2 separate regions of the Mus musculus genome follow, and region 2 is linked to region 1. A link is a contact called in ENCODE POLR2A ChIA-PET data. All regions are on one chromosome and are shown on one strand. Each heading gives the region's core, a stretch centred on a gene start or an enhancer-like site at or near the end of the contact. The rest is flanking DNA. Distances are from core to core; before and after follow the strand shown. Region 1 holds the start of Tspan9 (tetraspanin 9). Region 2 has its middle 15 kb from the start of 9330102E08Rik.

The links. ChIA-PET counts read pairs that join two places held with the same protein, here RNA polymerase II (POLR2A).
Region 2: POLR2A ChIA-PET joins it to region 1 with 16 read pairs in embryonic stem cell. The contact joins the enhancer-like site here to the promoter of Tspan9 in region 1. POLR2A ChIA-PET finds 5 or more read pairs at or near these places in 2 of 5 experiments (Patski and embryonic stem cell).

What each region holds. Positions count from the first base shown.
Region 1 is chr6:128,031,315-128,037,403 of GRCm38, forward strand. It overlaps Tspan9 (tetraspanin 9), which reads right to left and starts at 3,748. Exons shown (of 7, transcript NM_001379136.1): 1 at 2,852-3,748. The coding sequence starts at 3,187.
Region 2 is chr6:128,195,780-128,201,912 of GRCm38, forward strand. No RefSeq gene overlaps it. Among named protein-coding and RNA genes, the nearest start is that of 9330102E08Rik, 15 kb to the left of the region's middle. Within about 2 kb of position 4,877, at least 1 of the 3 ENCODE cell types and tissues checked has a DNase peak (open chromatin) inside an H3K27ac peak, as active enhancers do.

The DNA.
Region 1 (6,089 bases), core at 2,498-4,997:
GGGAGGAGCAAGAACAGCCCAGCTCCACTCAGTCCTGCCCAGAGTGATGTCACCAGACCCTCACCAATGCCACTGCACTCAAAGTTCCACCCAGTGGTGAAGCAGGCAGCCAAGGGGGCTGCAGCGTGAGCCCACCAGAACCACACTGAACCAGGACTCCCCCAGAGGCTCCATCATATAGGAGGTGTGGTACTGTGTCTGGGAGATGACCAGCAGGCTCTGGATCCTGACTAGAGTCAAGTTCAACTCCAGGACTCAGAAAAAGCCTCTCTGGACCACGACAGTAAAATGTGATGGCTACATGCCCTAACTCCTGATCTCAGTAGGCTGAGTTTGACCCCTCCCTCCCTCCACTGTCTTCATTTCCTCCTGTGCTCCCCACTCACTGTGCAACAGAGCATCAGAGTCCTCCCAGGAAGTCCTCCTAGGAACCTTGCACATCCTCCCTACCACACTGTCTCCTCTCCTTCAGCATTTTCACCTGCTCCACCCTACATCAAGCTGAGAAGCACCTGCCTGGAGAAGGTCCTCACCTGAGTCCAGCATGAGGACTCACCATCCCCACATCCCTCCAATTCCCAGAAAGCACTGGCAAGTACATGGGGAACCATTCCTCTTCTGCTAGATTCCCCATCCTTCCTAAGATCCGCACCTCACTTCTGCATCTCATGTGGTAGTGGCATTTAAGAAATGTGTCTTTGAAACTCAACTTGCCCTAGTTTGTGATTTGTCATCAGAATTCTGAAAATATTAATTAGGGTGTCGGGGAGTGGGATAGTGCATCTCTCTTCTCTTCCAGGGGAGTTCTAATTAGGAGCAGGTAGTAAGATCTTTAACTTCTAACCTCACACTGGAAAGGGCATGTGTGTCAACAAAGTGCTGCCATGTTTGTAGAAAAGATAAAATCACTCCTCACACCAGGGCTTGAGGTGCTAGAAGGCCCTTATTATCAGCAGCTTTGCTATCTAACTTCTCTTCCCCATTACGTGGGACCTGGGGATCCTGACCAAGTAACACCACACTGTGATTCACTCCATTTGGTTGATTATAAACATATTACAGGTCCCCTGCCCCAAACCAAGCTAGAATCATTCAGAAGGCACCACAAGCAGTTATACCAACTTCAGCCAGCAGGCGGCGAGATGAGAATGGCCAGGAGCCCAGGCTGCTGGGCGAGTCACTGGTCAAAAGGCTCTAAATATCTACGCCCACAGAGTCTTCATATAATTAATATATGTGCAGTGGGGCAAACCAAAAAGGTAGAATGAAACTATGAAAGAGGAAAGAGAAGGTTGGAGCAGACAGCAAACATGACAGCACTGGTGTCGACCGAGACACCAGGGAAACGCACACAAGTACTTGGCAGATACAGATCCTGGCAAAGGAATGGAGAGAGCATAAGGCACTGGCTACAAGACGGTGACAGAGTAATTCTTAACATTCCAATGGTTCTCGTCACCAGAGAATCAGAGTCTCTGACCCAGCTTTCCTACAACTCCAACCACGTGACAGGTAACCCTAATCATCACAGTGCCCCTCCCCCTCCCCACCCCCACTATCCCATCCGGGAGTATGGAAACACCCACTTCATCTCAGACCCGTCTCATAGGGGAAGAAACCATGCACTCAGGTGCCTCCTTGACCCCCAGGCTATCACAGAGCTAAGGCAGTAAGGGCCGTGAAGACCATCCATCCTAACAGCCTGGATGGAGAAGAAGCCCCAATCTTAAGGGGCGCATGAGTCACTCAAGGTCACACAAAACTCTAACAAAGAACAGAAGGCAGAGGAGACTCACACTTCTTCCTTCGAAGCCTAGAGCTTCCTTCCCCTTCTCCAGAAAAGTGGCCCCCTCCACATACACCCCCCCAAAGTTTTTCTTAAAAGTGGATCACTCCACAGGAGATGCACACTACTGCCATGCAGCCTCGCTGAGATGTCTTTCTCCTGCCCCCAGGCTCCTCCTGGACCATGCTTGGCAGCTGACGGCCTCCAGCCAGTGGCAGGACGGAGCCTGGGGATGAGCCAAACATCTGTGCTGAGTAGTCTGAGCTCTGGTGAAGAAAGACGGAGGCAGGCAGTAGTGAGGACGAAAGAAGCAGAGATGAATTAAGTTTTCATCCAGTTTGTGTAACTCGTAAGTACTTGTGCACACAGTCACCAGCGTCACACATGAGACAGACGATATTCCCAAGCCAGCCCATCCATTGACACTTTCTCTAGAAAAATCATCTCCCTTTGTCCTTTTTGCTCATCCTGGAGGCTCCTGGAGCCTGGGAAAGAGTGGCCTGGCCAAGTGCTGGCTGCCCAGCCCACAGCAATCCCTCAAAAGCAGCAGCCTGTCCCTCATCGTGTATGGCTGCTTCCTCCTCTTCCTGGGAACCATGTAAATGAGCAGGGGACTGTGACCTCCACACCCCCACCCCACCCCCACAATGCTACAGACTGGCCTCCTGCCTCCAGGAGCAATAGAAGAAACTCAGAAACCATCCTCACGGCCCCCCACCAACCCAGGGGCACAGCTGTGCCGTCTGACCCACACCCATGATGCAGGTTCCCTGGTGCAGGTACTTCAGTGTGCCTTTTTTTTGGGAGAAGGAAGCAGTGGCAAACTTTCCAGCTTCCTGGGAGCAGAACGTGTCTCTCCTGGAAGACTGACAAGTTGAAGCCTCCATTCAGCCATGGAGAAGAGGGAAAAGGGAACAGAAAGATGCAGGGAGTGGGAGGGTGCCTTCAATTTTTAAAAGCACTTACCTTTGGGCAGATAAGGTAGAGCGAGGAGGAAGTAGAAGATATTCCTAGGGTGGAAAGCAAGGAGAAGGAGCAACGGAAGACTCAACAGTAAGGACTTACCCAGAATATCAAATTGAAGAGGAACATCGTGTACTTCAAGCAGCAGAGACAGCCCCTGGCCATGTTGCACTTCTTAAATTCTAGGAGGAACACAAAGGACAGGTCCAGGTAAAACACCACGTACTTGCTGCCTTTGGGTGCATTGTACTTGTCAGTCTTAATGCCGGCCTCCGTGCGGCTCTGACCCCGCGAACCCGCGGTGCCGTAGAAGGCGCCAGCCGTGAAGCCGCGGCCGAACGGGCGGCCAGAGGTGGACGGCTTGGCAAAGTCCGAGTCCTTGCTGTCCAAAGATGGACTCCGGTGGATCGAAGAATCCTCGCTACTCGACTTCTCCATGCTCGCCTCGTTCCCGGGGGGCACGAGGGGCGGGGGGCATTGCTCCCAGAGTGGGACGGAGGGGGCACCCCGGTCGGGCACGGGTTCTGAGCAAGCTGGCTGTTGGAGCTTCGCACGCCCCCTCTCTGCACCCGCGAGCAATAGCGGAGCAACCAACTGCCGGGGGTTCACTGCCTCTGGGACGGCGCCCCGCTCCCAGCCTTAGCCCGCTGGCCCGGGAGGGCTCTGCGGCACTGTTATAAGCACGCTTGGGGAGCCGGCTCGCCTGCGTAACTAGGCTTCTTTAGGGAGGCTGCAATTTGACTGCTCTTTCCCGGGCGGCTGCACCACCGACCGGACGCAGCACTCGAGGCGAAAGGGCGCTGGGATCCAAGCTCCGCAGGCACGCCTCTTCCAACCCGGAGCCCCACCACTTTGCGGGCGCTCGGCCTCCCTTGCTCCGCGACTTTGCGGAGCCGCTGCCGGCCCTGGGCTGCCCGGGTGCGCCGCGGGCAGAGAGCCTCGGATCCGCTGCAGCTGCAACCGCTGGGCTTGCCCTGCGAAATTCCAGCCCTGACTCTCGACTCTGAAATCGCCTAGAGCCCCTTCCCCGGGCTCTGGGCCCCGCCCCCTGCTTTGCATCCGACCAATGGGCTCAAGGTCTGCCTGGCTCCGGTAGGGGAGCTACCCCCCTCCCCAATGACACAATATCTTTAATAGGATTAGCGGTCTGCTTGTGTGCCTAAACTAGTGTGCCCAGAACCCTTCTAAATGTCAAGGGCTCGCTCAGTGGCTAGGAATGAACTAACACCTCCATGGGAAAGCACTGGTTTCTTGCCCCAGCAAGGGCCGCGACTAGAGGAGGGGGAGAACTGGAGACACCAAGAACCCTAGGAAGCCAGAGGATAGGTCTGGGGGGAAAGGCTGGAAGGGAAAGAAACGGTGGCCACTACTAGGCTGGCCTCCGCCCCCTAGGAACGTCGGGCCTGTCTAGCCTGGGGCACATGGTCCCAAGCAGTACCTTTACACACACACACACACACACACACACACACACACACACACACACACACACACACACACACACACACACCACGCTTTTGCACACGTGAGAATGGCTACTGCGCACTGGTAGAGGGGCCGCAGCAGAGACGCAAGGTGTAGGAAAGCGCCCTCAGGCCTCCGCGGGGCGCGCCGCCCTCCCTGCCCCCTCCACGCGCACACGCACGCGCGGCTCCGAGAGACTCCTGCAGCTGCGCAAGCCCCCGCCTCCGCGTTCCCGAGTGGGACGGCGGGCTGCAAGGGGCAGGCGGCTCAAGTGGGGCACTGCTTTTTGCCAGCAGAAGAGCAAGGTAGCAATGCTTTTTTGGTCACACCCGAGTCCTCTCGGAGCCGAGGTCAGAGAAAAGACAGGAGGTATGTGCCTGCCAGAGGAACATCCAAAAACAGCCCTTCATCCTCTTGTGAAGCGCTGCAATGAAGACAGCCTCCTCTGGGCTTATATGCAGAAGTCTGCATTGCTGACCTGGGGCCACCACGGTTTGCAAATGATAAAAACTAGAAGACTGAGTGGGGTGGGGGTGCGGGGGTTAGACACTGAGTCTCTCCTTTGTGCAGTGAGTCAGTGTGGGAGCTAAGTTTTACCAGGCTCCCAGCAGCTAACAAGGAGCTCAGCCTCTGGAAGGTACTCCATAGGGACGGCTAGATGGAGTCTACTCTGCAACCCCCAACCCTCTATCCTGAGCCCCAAGGGGGAGCCCTTGAGGAAACACCATAGTACTACTGCCTGCCCTTTGGGCAGCACAAAATCTAGTTAGGACAGGAAGTTACTGGAGGCACAGATAGACTCAGATGGTTGTGGCTATGCCCCGAGGGGTGGGGGGTGGGGGCAGTGATTCCAACTAGGGGGAATTCACCTTCACTTTGCCCCACCACCACCCTAGAGGTGATAACTCTGAGATCTGTTTTGACTCTTCTGGGTCCCTTCTGAACTCAGAAGCAAAGCTCTGTGTGAACAACCACCACTGGGTCTCTCCTTTGGGGACCAATGGTCCTGAGATACTGTCTGAAAAAAAAAAAAAAAACAAAGACAAAAGAAAAAAGAAGCAAATGTCTAGCTGGCTCCCGTGAGAGTGCTGAGCTCTTTGACCAGGACATCTAACACCTCCTGTCCTCTTCAGCCTCACCTGCCTGCTCCAGGATACAAGGTTACCACTTCTGTCTTAGAACGTTACTTCCGGTGGGGGCACCCCCCAGCTGGACTAGAGTCAGGAGAGCTGCTGTCCCCTGGCTGGCCACCATTCCTCCTGTCAGTGTGGAGTTCAGGAATACCCAGGTGTCTTATATGTGGAGTGAACCGACAGGGGCGAGACCAGTCAGAGCAAACAGGCTCTGAACACAAGATGGTACCGTTATATCTCGGAAGGAATGACGTGTCCCCAAGGGTCCCCATGCTAGCCCCTGCCTGATTAGTCTTTTCCCATCTCTTCTCCCTAGCTCACACCTGCATCGGTCACACCAGTCTCCCCTGGTCCCTGGTCTGCCCCATCATTGTGTCTGATTAGAAATGAATGTGTACCTCCAGGGCTTGGGACCAGAAAGTCAGGCGGTAACAGGCAGGCAAGAGAAGAAGGCTGCCCAGTGTCACGGCCCTGCTTCCCCTAGTCACCCTTGTCAAAGCTACAGTGAAGTCTCACTGCGACACCTGGCTGAGTCACAATCAGACTAATAAGAGAAAATGCAGTTCATCAGCCCTTACATCCACCAGGCTGACCCTACCACATAGGTGTGGTGACCGTTCTGTTTTAGGGAAAAGGAAACGGTAGGTTTGGGTGTGCTTTCCAAGCCCATGTGCCCTCCTCTCTTGGATCTTAAACACTTGATGCCCTTGGCAGTCTTCCAGTCTAACAGAAAAAGTACGAGA
Region 2 (6,133 bases), core at 3,627-6,126, 170 kb after region 1:
ACAGCATTTTCAACAAAAGGTACTGGTTCAACTGGCAGTCATCATGTAGAAGAATGCAAATTGATCCATTCTTATCTCCCTGTACAAAGATCAAGACCAAGTGGATCAAGGACCTCCACATAAAACCAGATACACTAAATCTAATAGAAAAGAAAGTGGGAAAAAGTCTCAAACACATGGACACAAGGGGAAAGTTCACCAATCGCTCACACTCTAAGATCAACAATCAACAAATGGGACCTCATAAAAGTGCAAAACTTTTGTAAGGCAACGGACACTGTCAATAGGACAAAACAACAATCAACAGATTGGGGAAAGATCTTTACCAATCTCACATCTGATAGATGTGATCCAACATATACAAAGAAGAAGGTAGACTCCAGAGAACCCAATAATCCTATTAAAAATGGGGAACAGAGCTAAACAGAGAATTCTCAACTGAGGAAACTTGAATGGCTGAAAAGCACCTAAAGAAACATCCTTAGTCATCAGGGAAATGCAAACCAAAACAACCCTGAGATTCCACCTCACACCTGTCAGAATAGCAAAGATCAAAAACTCAGGTGACAGCAGATGCTGGTGAGGATGTGGAGAAAGTAAAACACTTTTCCATTGCTGGTGGGATTACAAGCTGGTACAACCCCTCTGGAAATCAGTCTGGAGTTCCTCAGAAAATTGGACATAGTACTACCTGAGGACCCAGCTATACCACTCCTGGGCATATGCCCAGAAGATGCTCGGACATGTAATAAGGACACATGTTCCACTATGTTCATAGCAGCCATATTTATAACATTCAGAAGCTGGAAACAACCCAGATATCCCTCAACAGATGAATGGATACAGAAAACATGGTATATTTACACAATGGAATTCTACTCAGCTATTAAAAACAATGACTTCATGAAATTCACAGGCAAATGGATGGACCTTGAAAATATCCTGAGTGAGGTAACTCTCACAAAAGAACACACATGGTATGTACTCACTGATAAGTGGATATTAGCCCAAAAGTTTGGAATACCCAAGTTTCAATTCACAGACCATATGAAGCCTAGGAAAAAGGAAGACCAAAATATGAATGCTTCAGTGCTTCTTAGAAGGGTGAACAAAATACTCACAGAAGGAAATACAGAGACAAAGTGTGGATCAGAGATTGAAGGAAAGGCCATCCAGAGACTCTCCCTCCTGAGGATCCACCCCATATACAGCCACCAAACCCTGATACTATTGTGGATGCCGGGAAGTCCTTGCTGATGGAAGCCTTTTATGGCTGTCCCCTAAGAGGCTCTCCCAGAGCCTGACAAATACAGAGGCAGATGCTTGCAGCCAACCATTAATTGGACTGAGCACAGGAGTCCCAGATGGAGGAGTTGGAGAAGGGACTGAAGGAGCTGAGAGGGTTCACAGCCCCATGGAGGGAGCAACAGTGTCAACAGGCCAGACCAACACCCCTTGAGCTCCCAGGGAGTGGACCACCAACCAAAGAATACACATGAAGGGACTCATGGTGCTGGCCGCATATGTGGCAAGGGTAGCCTTGTTGAACATCAGTGGGAGGAGAGGCCTTTGGGCCTGAGGGTGTTCTATGCTCCAGTGTAGGCCAGGGAGGGAAGAGAGGAGTGGGTGGGTGGGTAGGTGTATGAGCATCCTCATAGAGGCAGGGGAAGGGAGGTATGGGATAGGGGGTTTCTGAAGGGGAGACCTGGAAAGGAGAAAACATTTGAAATGTAAATTTAAAAAATCCAATAAAAAAAGCAAATAAAAAGAAAGATCTCTTCAACTCCTTCCTCTCATCCTTTCCTCTCTCTCTCTCTGTCTCTCTCTCTGTCTCTCTCTCTGTCTCTCTCTCTGTCTCTGTCTCTCTCTCTCTCTCTCTCTCTCTCTCTCTCTCTCTCTCTCTCTCTCTCTCTCTCTCTCTGTGCTCAGTGTTCTACTAGAGCTATACCCTCTGTCCTCATTTTCCTTTTTAAAATTTGAGACAGGGTCTCACTAAGTTGCTGAGGCAGGTCTTGAACTTGTGATCTTCCTGCCTCAACTTCCCTAGTAGCCAGAAATACAGACTTTAGCCACTTGCCTAGCATCGCTTCTCATTTTTAAATAGGGCTGTCTTTTGTTGAGTTTAGAGTTATTCATATATTCAAGACAGACTGTAAGAGACAGAGCTTGCAAATTGTTTTCCCAATCTGTATTATCGTTAAAAAAGAAAACCTTTTAAAGATTTAATGTGTACAAGTGTTTTGCCAGCATGTATCTATGTGATTTCACAGGTGTGGTGGTGCACATGGAGGTCAGAAGAGGGATTAGATCCCCTTCGTCTGTAGTTATAAGAGGTTGTAAACTACCATTTTGGTGCTGGGGACCAAGGTCTTCTGCAAAAGCAACAAGAGCTGCTTGTTGTTGTTGTTGTTTAGGGGGGGGAGTTAAAAAAGTCCCTCTACATACTGGCCTTGGACGCACAGAGATCAGCCTGACTCTGTGTCCTGAGTACTAGGGTTAAAGAAGGTTGATACCATGCCTGGCATAATAAGAGCTCTGAACCATGGAGCCATCTCTCCAGCCCTCTGTATTGTCTTTCCATTTGCTTCTTCAGGTAGTGCCATTATGTAACCCAGGCTCTTGTCCTGCTGTACTGAGTTCTGGGATGACAGACATACACCCTGTACCTGGGCCATTTTACTTTCTTGACAATGGTTATATTAGTCTGGGAGGGCAACCATATGATATCATTGGGGATTTTTCTTGATACATATATATGTGTGTGTGTATATATATATATATATGTATATGTGTATATATACATATATATGTATATATATATATAAAACAAGGTTTCATATAGCCAAGCCAGGCCTCAAACTCACTATATCCATCTCTCTTTCTCTCTCTCTCTCTCTCTCTCTCTATATATATATATATATATATATATATATATATATATATATATATGCAAGAATGGCCTTGAATTTGTCATTCTCATACCTCTATCTTGCAAGTGCTGGAATTATAGATATATATGGCACTGTACCAGGCTAACATATAAGTTTTTAAGGAACCTAATTCAATCCATAACACTCTGCTCTCCAGGCTTCTAAGTTCTCATATATATTTTTTGACAGTCCCCAAATTCTTATCCCATGTCACTATCAAACTGTAAATCCAATGTCTTATCAAAATATAGGTAGAAGGTTATGAAGTCACAATCCTGTAATTCCAGCATATGATTGGGCAGGAGAATTGCTTGTGCCTTGGAGTTAGAGACAGGTACAGGCAATATATTGAGACACACACCCCACCCCCTAGATGTGGAAGTAATAGAAAGTAAACCTACCAAAACTTTCCAAAGAAAACAAAAAATTAAAAAAAAAACAAATGATTAAATGTCCCTAATCTTGAAAATCTGAAATTCTCCAGAACTTCTTGACTACTACGATGCAGCAAACAAAAACTTTCATACAGATGAAACACTTTTGCATAAATTAAAAATATTTTAATTACCTTCACACTATTGATTTCCTTATGCAATAAACCTTTCTTCCAGGAAAAAAAAAATGCCCTTTAAGATACACTTAAAAGTTACAGTTCTATTAGTCTTTAAGGCACAGATGAGAAATGTCTTGAAAAATAATCCCAGAACAGGATGACTCAAGAACACTGGCTTTTCTTCCAGAGGACCTGGGTTCAATTCCCATCACCCACATGGCAGCTCATGTCTGTAACTCCTGTTTCAGGGTTCCAAGGGTTCATACATACATATATATGTCATAACACCAAAACACATAAATAATTTTTTTTAAAAAACCAATGAGTTTTTGTGGATAAGTTACCTGGATGCCCAAGAAATGAAATCTTTTAATAAGCTCTCCTGGCCGATGGCTAGTCACCTTGTTTGGCTGTACATCCTCTAAGGATTAAGTAGTCCTGTTGTGGTACTGAAGGGAATGGAGGATGAAATGAAATTGATGAATGAAAAAATAATATATAGTAAAATGTTAGTAGGATTTATGAAGGAGCCTAAAATTATAACCATAGGAGGCAAATCTAAGTAAAATGATGAGTCTTAACTTTTGTCATCTCAAAGGCATTTTAAATTATCTTAATAAACCCTTGGAGGCAGGGACTAAATATAATTCACACCACTCTTAGTTTTGGGGAGCGACTTTCATCTACATCCTGAATAGCTGGTGTTCCACTCTTTGCCATGGTCCTGACAAAAGAAAGTCTATTGAGGTTTAGCACAAAACTGGGTTGCCTGAAAGAAGACATCTACAGCCTTGTGGCTTTGCCTTGGTGCTTGGTGCATTTGGCATATTGCTGGCACTGCCTGTGGACGTTAGCTCCCGCCCATGCCCCAGCCCCGGGCACAATCCCTACATAAAAGTGGTACCCCAGAGCATTACCTTCTGAGGCCACAAGCCAGCGAGCCCTAGACTAACGGTGCCTAAGGCCACTTTAGCGGACAATCCCAGATTGATCCTTCAGGAGGCGACCAGTAACGGTCCCCGGAGGGGGAGGGGTGACTCTACTGTCTGGGAAAGGGGTTCCGCTCCGAGCGGCTGACAGTGCCTTCCTGAGTCCGACGGGGTCTCTACGGCCGATCCGCTGCACCTACAACCTCTCCAGGGCCGCCCTGGCCTCCTCTCCCCTGGACTACGAGCTCCGTGTGCGAGAGGCCGCGTTACGAGTGGACGCTCCGAAATGCGACTCTGCTTCCTTGCTGGGTTATCACCGCTGCCCGGAGCCACCGGCTTCCCACCCCTACCCAGTGGAAGCTCACTGCCGGTCGCGTGCAACCTGAGGACTGCTGGAAGGACCGGTGAGCGCTGGGAGAGGAGCGCTGGCACGTGGGAGGCGGGGCCTCGGTGTGACGCCAGCGGCTGAGGGCGGAGCTCAGGGGTCCAGAGGGCAGAGCCCGGATGTGGAGAAATAGACTGAGGGCGGGGCTTGGTGCGCGAGAGGCGGAGCCCGGTGGGGAGCAACAGGACGAGGGCGGAACGTAGGCAGGCAAGAGGCGGAGCCCGGGCCTGAGGCACCAGTCTGTGGGCGGTGCTTGTTGCTCGAGAGTGGTGCAATAACTGAAGGATAAACTTAACAAAGTGTGAGAGGCAGAGCCCAGGGATTCAGTGGTCAGCTTGGGGTGGAGTTTAGAACTGCCAGACTCTGTCTGTGGCCAGTGCCCAAGCTAGTCGTTCTAGACCATGGCTGGGAAGGTAGGAGCTGTGGCTGCTGTTTCCCGACTCCTCCGGGCAGGCGCAGACCAAAGCGATCTATACCTCCGGAGCACACCACATTCCCACCCACCCAGCCGAGCTACGGAAACTCGCGGGGGCTCAGGGGGTCATAGTTGAAGTCCCTCAGTGGGATTTGGAAGGTGCGGGTCCTAGTGTGGGAGGTGGATGGAGAGTTGACTCCGTGGTTAAAAGAACCTTGCAGAGGACCTGGGTTTTATTCTCAGCATCCAGGTCGAGACTCACCTAGGGTGGGAGGGAATGGAAGGCATCATGGGAGAGGTAGTGGAAAAGCAGAGAGATATGAGAGCCCTGACGTTTGTTGCGAGGCTAGGATGGTTCTGATGGAAAATGTTGAAAATGAACTTTATGGGCACAAGAAACAAATAACTGTACGACGATGAGTTGTAAAATCCCTTAAAGTTTCAAACATTGGTGTTAAACTCCTCAAGTATATATTAAAAGTGAGCTTTTTAATTCAGTCAGGAACTCCCAGTAGGGGGCGCGCTGTGCCCTAGCTAGGTGAAAGTGAGACTCAAAGATTTGTTGGGCCAAAGTTTTTACTTTGAAGATTACCAGCTAGAAGCAGCTGATCATAATCATGTTCTGCTTTGAAGTGCGTGCTTTACCCTCCACTAGAATTGATATTTTGTTTTTATCTTTTCATTTTCGTGATTGGAAGGTTTTTTGTGGTTACTGGTATTGTAGGTTGGCAGAGTGCTGGCTCCCCATCAGTGAGGTCCTGGATTCAGTCCCAGCTCTGAAGAAAAACAGATGTACTTGAAAACTTGTTTTTGAACCTCGATATTGTTTATCTGGATATGTTTAAATATATGCTATATAATGTAGTTGGTATGGAAGAATTATTTCAAAGAGAGAGTAAGTCAGTTCTATCTTTTTGAACG